Regions from separate parts of the Homo sapiens genome. Here region 1 is linked to region 2. The links are chromatin loops, found by intact Hi-C in ENCODE. Cell type or tissue: PC-9. All regions are shown on one strand. Region 1 overlaps AK8 (adenylate kinase 8). Region 2 overlaps TSC1 (TSC complex subunit 1).

Region 1 (2,500 bases), 95 kb after region 2:
GTCACCAGGAGTTTGCTCTGCATACGATAAACAGGGTCGAGCTTAAATCATGCAGCCTTAGTTGCCAGGGAGCTCCTGTCACTTTTACACTAGTACAAAACAAGTAAAAACGATTCTGGGCTTTTGGAAAAATAAGTTCTCAGCTGTTTCTGTATCATTTAAAATGAGATGGTTGCTGCTGATGGACTCCATTGCCACCGTGTTCTACAGCATGTGTACAGATGTCCTCTTTCCTCTCTGAACTCAAGCAAAGGCGCTACTAGATCTCAGTTCTTTGCTTAAATCAGCGGTGGCTCACAGTGGCCACCACTGCCAAATGATGTCCTCAGCTCCTTCCCCATAGCTCCATTCCTACCGAAGTGTGTTTGAAATTTCTGAATTCTGGAGGCCCAGAGCTTCCTAAGGAAATTGGCCATAATTCTGTCTTTGCCTCTTGGAATGTCGCTTCCCGATTTTCACTTAATATAAAATGAGCCCTGCTCATGGGCCTCACTCTGTTGTTCAAACTCACCCAACATAAAGAAGTCTGAAGTCTGCACTGCTTTATTTTTAGCCTTTCTCATGAGAATTTTAGCCATAAATTAGGGTCCAGGGACTGTTGATGGTGGATATAACCTACTTCCAGGTTGCCGGGCCCAGTGAATGGTACAACGCCGGCTCTTCAGCCAGAAGGCTTGGCTTCTGCCCTGGCCCAAGGAACTGTTCTCGTTCTCATGAGTTGCTTGGACTTCCTCTGGAGGGTGGTTATCCAGGGAGGAGATGAAAAACAGCCAAAGGCAGATCTTGTCCTTGCTGGTTTATGTCTTTGCTCCAAGTGCATGAGATGCTCATCTCAGCCTGTCCACAGCGCACTCGGAACATGCTGGAACTGCATGGTCAGGAGCCCGCCAGCCATGCCATGTCCCCAGCAGTGGGGCTTCTGAGCTAGACTGTAGCTTTTCACATCTCCTGTCTCTGCATACACTCTGCAACACCTGCCCAACTGGCTCGTCGGCCCAGTTACGGTGAGCTCCTAACTGGCAGCTGCCCCTGTGGCCCCGCCCCCCCCAGCATCTCCCAACAGCTAAAGCAGTTCAGTTGTAGGAAGGCCCACATTCCTTGGCACATACCAGACATATTCCTTTCTTATTGTCAGGAGGGAAGACAGCTATTTAATTGGTAATGACTTTCCCCTAAAAGCGAAAGTCCTGGTATGTAGAAAAGGTGATGTGGAAGACAGATCATTATCGAGTTGTTACCTGTGCCCCTCCCACACATCCCTACATTTCCTAAACATTTCTGTCTGGGAAAGGTCCCTCATGGCCTAATAGAACCCGAGAAAAGGCGGGAGATTTGAGAGAGTTTCAAGAAGCTAATTTGCACCCTTTCTGGTAATGAGACCTCACCCTAGCAAATGCAGCCATCGTAATACAAACAAGCCAAACCAGCCCCCAATTGGGATGATGATGTGTTTTCAAGAGCCTTCCGTGAGTCCAGATCCCAGGAGGTGTGGATCAGAGCTCAGCCAAAGTGCTGCATTTTTAAGGGGGAATTAATATTCTCATCACTAAATGCACACTAAAGATCGACCATAGACCAGTTTTTCTCTTTTGTTAAAAACTTGCAAAGAGTTGCTGAGTTGAAAGACAAAGTAAATCTCCCCATCTGAGGAGGTAAGCGGAATGCTATTTCTTGTTTTTAGCAGAGCAGCCTCGGCCAGCTGCAAGCTGTCTTCCCGTGGAGGGGAGACCCTGAGGGACCCTCTGCCCGTTTCCAGCAAGCCTTTGCATGCGGTGTGTTTGTACTCGCTGAAGACAGCGCATGACTCTCTAAATAATTTACAAGTTGATTAATAGACTCACAGGGGTATAATTAGAAGAGGGAGAGACAGTGGGTACAGTAACCGGTACAGTGCTTGGGGGAACAGGAGCCTTTATTTTTTTAAAGAAACTTTCTAGGGTGCTGGGCGTTTGAAGATAAGTTGGGAAGAGCTCAGTGCCTCTTCTCTTTTGAAGTGGAAATAGGACAGTTTGAATCCGTCGAGTTTAATTTTTCACAAGCTTTAGGGGCCCCGCAGTGCAACTCCCTTTTTATTATTGAAAAAACTCTACATTTTTCTTTCATTTTTCTACACACACACACACACACACACACACGCCAAGCAGTAAGTAATAAACACATTAATTTACTCTTATTCTATGTGGATTTCCTTCGCGTTGCCTCCCCCAGGTGTGTTGGCCTCTGTCCCTTTGGTACCCCCAACCCAGAGCCCCCGCTGTAGGGTGGCCTAGAGGTTTATTAATGGATGCCCCCTGTAATTTATGCATTTTAAAGGAACCCTCACCTCGGTCTGACAATGCTTTTGAAGTAGCTCCTTTTTTCAAGTCAAACTTTTGACTTTTCCGCTGGGACTGCTACAAAGATTTCCTCATGGAAACTAGGTAGGAGTCTTTTTCAGCCAGAGAGAAAGCTGTGGCCAAGATAGCCAAGCAGAGTGGCAGGGTAAAAGCGTTGTTTGCAT
Region 2 (2,500 bases):
TGTAAAACCAACTCTTGTAAAGCTATTTCATGGCACAAAACTGAAGCGTGTATTGTACAGCGGGTGTGAAGCCAGTCAGGCCTGGAGTTTGAATCTTGGCTCTACCAGTGTTACCTTAGAAAAGTAACGTGGCCTCTTGAAGCCTCTGTTAGCCATGCTATAAAATGGAAATAACAATAGCAGCACCTGCTCTTTAAGTTGTGATGGTTAAAAGAAATTATGTCGGTAAGCCCTTGCTGAGCGCCCAGCACACTGCAAGCATTCAGTAAATGCTCATCGTTTCAGTGAACTTAGTACCATGTTTGAGAGATTTTATTCCAGTGTTGGTAGTCAGACTTTTGAAAGTATTGGAAGCAAACTGATCCCTGAGAAGATTTATTTAAGCAACTTAAGATCCATTTGCTTAATGTAAAATTTGGAAAACCTTGACCTAAGGCCAAGTAAGACAGTAGTGAGCTCTAAGAGTTTTGGTCTGTAGTTAGTTACATTTTCAGGGTAGCTTATGACTATTCAGATGAAATGTTCGCAGTGTGTGTTAAATTGCCTGTGTTGGAAGACAGCTAAAATGATGACATTTCTGGTCTCTGCTAGAAAGATCAGTTGAAGTTACAAGAGAAGGACATCCAGATGTGGAAGGTTAGTCTGCAGAAAGAACAAGCTAGATACAATCAGCTCCAGGAGCAGCGTGACACTATGGTAACCAAGCTCCACAGCCAGATCAGACAGCTGCAGCATGACCGAGAGGAATTCTACAACCAGAGCCAGGAATTACAGGTATAAACTGCAGCACCAGGCAAAGCCAACTGCGAGAATGCCGGAGAGCAGTGGGGAGGGAGGCAGTCAGTTTCCCTGGGTGTCCTTGACTTGTTCAGCTTTACTAAGCTGAATGCTTTTCTCTCTGAAATCATGGCAGAAATTCTTCATGGCAGGTGAATCTTACTTAGGACAGAGGTTCCCCAACTTTGTTGGTTCATATAGTAGCTCCCTTAGTGTCTCAGTCATTTTTTTTTCTGCAGCCAAAAGGAAACAGTTAACAGTTCTGCTCATTAAGTAGATCTGAATAACTTAGTGAGTACGAATGTCCTAAGAACTTAGTAGCTGTTCACAGATAATACACATAAATTAATTTTTAAAAAAATAATTGCAATTACTAATGCCTCGTGTGCACCTATTGGGCACTGCATGGTATCTCAGACCTTGAAATCAGAGTGGACAGTGACACCCTCATTTCCTGTTCCACACTGGTTTTCCTTGTGGTGCTTTGTATCACTGCACCCAAAAAAACCCGGCTTCACAAAGACGTCATCCACAGACACAGCATCATTTCCAGCCAGTTAGTAATTCACAGAGTGTCCAACAGATGGCGCTGCGTCTCCCTCGAAAATTCAGAATCTTTCTGCAGCATCCCTGTGAGTTTGCTGTGTAGCCTCAGGGCTCTTTGGTGCACAGTTTGGGAACTGAGGATCTAAGGTCTCTTTTTTTCTTTTGTTAAACAGTAAGGAACTCAGAAATCAACCATAACTTACTTTTTAAAACTAAGACATCAAATTCTGAGGGCCCAAGAAAGTAGAGCCGTTGAGCTAAGGCATTCCCAGTCCTCTGTGGGCTGGTGGCTAGGTAGGCCTGTGATCTGGCCTGTTGGTGTTCCTCAAACTTCATGTCCACGTCTCTTTGGGCAGACGAAGCTGGAGGACTGCAGGAACATGATTGCGGAGCTGCGGATAGAACTGAAGAAGGCCAACAACAAGGTGTGTCACACTGAGCTGCTGCTCAGTCAGGTTTCCCAAAAGGTAAGAAGAAATGAGGCAGACCTGAATCTGCTGAAACACCATTTGCTAACATTCTTCCTTCAGACAGGTTAAAGAAATAGATTACTTGAGTGTCTGTGTCATGGGTTCCCAACAGGAAGTGGTTCTGCTGCCCCCATAGTCCCTGACATTTGGCAATGTCTGGAGACATTTTAGGTTCATGTTTTTGGTGCTGCTGGTATCCAGTGGGTAGGAGCCAGGGTGCTGCCAAATATCCTACAATGCACAGGCAGCCCCCTGCAACAAAGAAGTATCCATCCTAAACCCTGCTCTATGTGTATCCCATGGAACTCTTTCTTCATACCTTGTTTACATAAATGTCAAAAGTTTGTTCAGGTTTTTGAGCGTGATTCCTCCTTCTTTGGGAATCACTGCACTTCATACATCATTTTGTCAAGAACGGTGAGTTTTCCCTAGGGCTTTATGCCACTGGGCCTTGGTGGTATACCTGTCCACCTTCTCCAGGTGTTCTGTGGGTGGTCAGTTTGATGGACTGCATTTGTGCTGTCCCCTTTGCAAAGCACAGTTCTGAAGTGTGTTTCTGTCTATTTTTGTTGTCCTTGGGTACCATCCTCCCCACCTGCCATTATGTCAGGGACTGTGAACCCATGGGACTGGTTTATTTTGCCTTAACATTGAAATAGTGTGCTCCTAGCTGATTCCCTGTTTAATGACGTCTATGTGCTAGTTTT

Evidence for each region. Peaks named below come from ENCODE experiments on the same cell type or tissue, not always from the same donor. Only the 100,000 strongest peaks of a DNase experiment are listed, where the experiment ranks them.
Region 1: it touches region 2 in a loop (7-fold over the local background); 18 of 110 quality-filtered maps call a loop at or near these places.

What each region holds. Positions count from the first base shown.
Region 1 is chr9:132,805,737-132,808,236 of GRCh38, reverse strand. All of the region lies in intron 10 of AK8 (adenylate kinase 8), which reads left to right. Among named protein-coding and RNA genes, the nearest start is that of AK8, 71 kb to the left of the region's middle. In PC-9, no CTCF peak of the experiment used is centred here; a DNase peak (open chromatin) is centred at 1,076.
Region 2 is chr9:132,900,879-132,903,378 of GRCh38, reverse strand. TSC1 (TSC complex subunit 1) reads left to right here. Exons shown (of 23, transcript NM_000368.5): 18 at 592-774; 19 at 1,680-1,790. Among named protein-coding and RNA genes, the nearest start is that of SPACA9, 23 kb to the right of the region's middle. In PC-9, CTCF peaks have their summits at 1,165 and 1,364 (motif pointing right); a DNase peak (open chromatin) is centred at 1,278.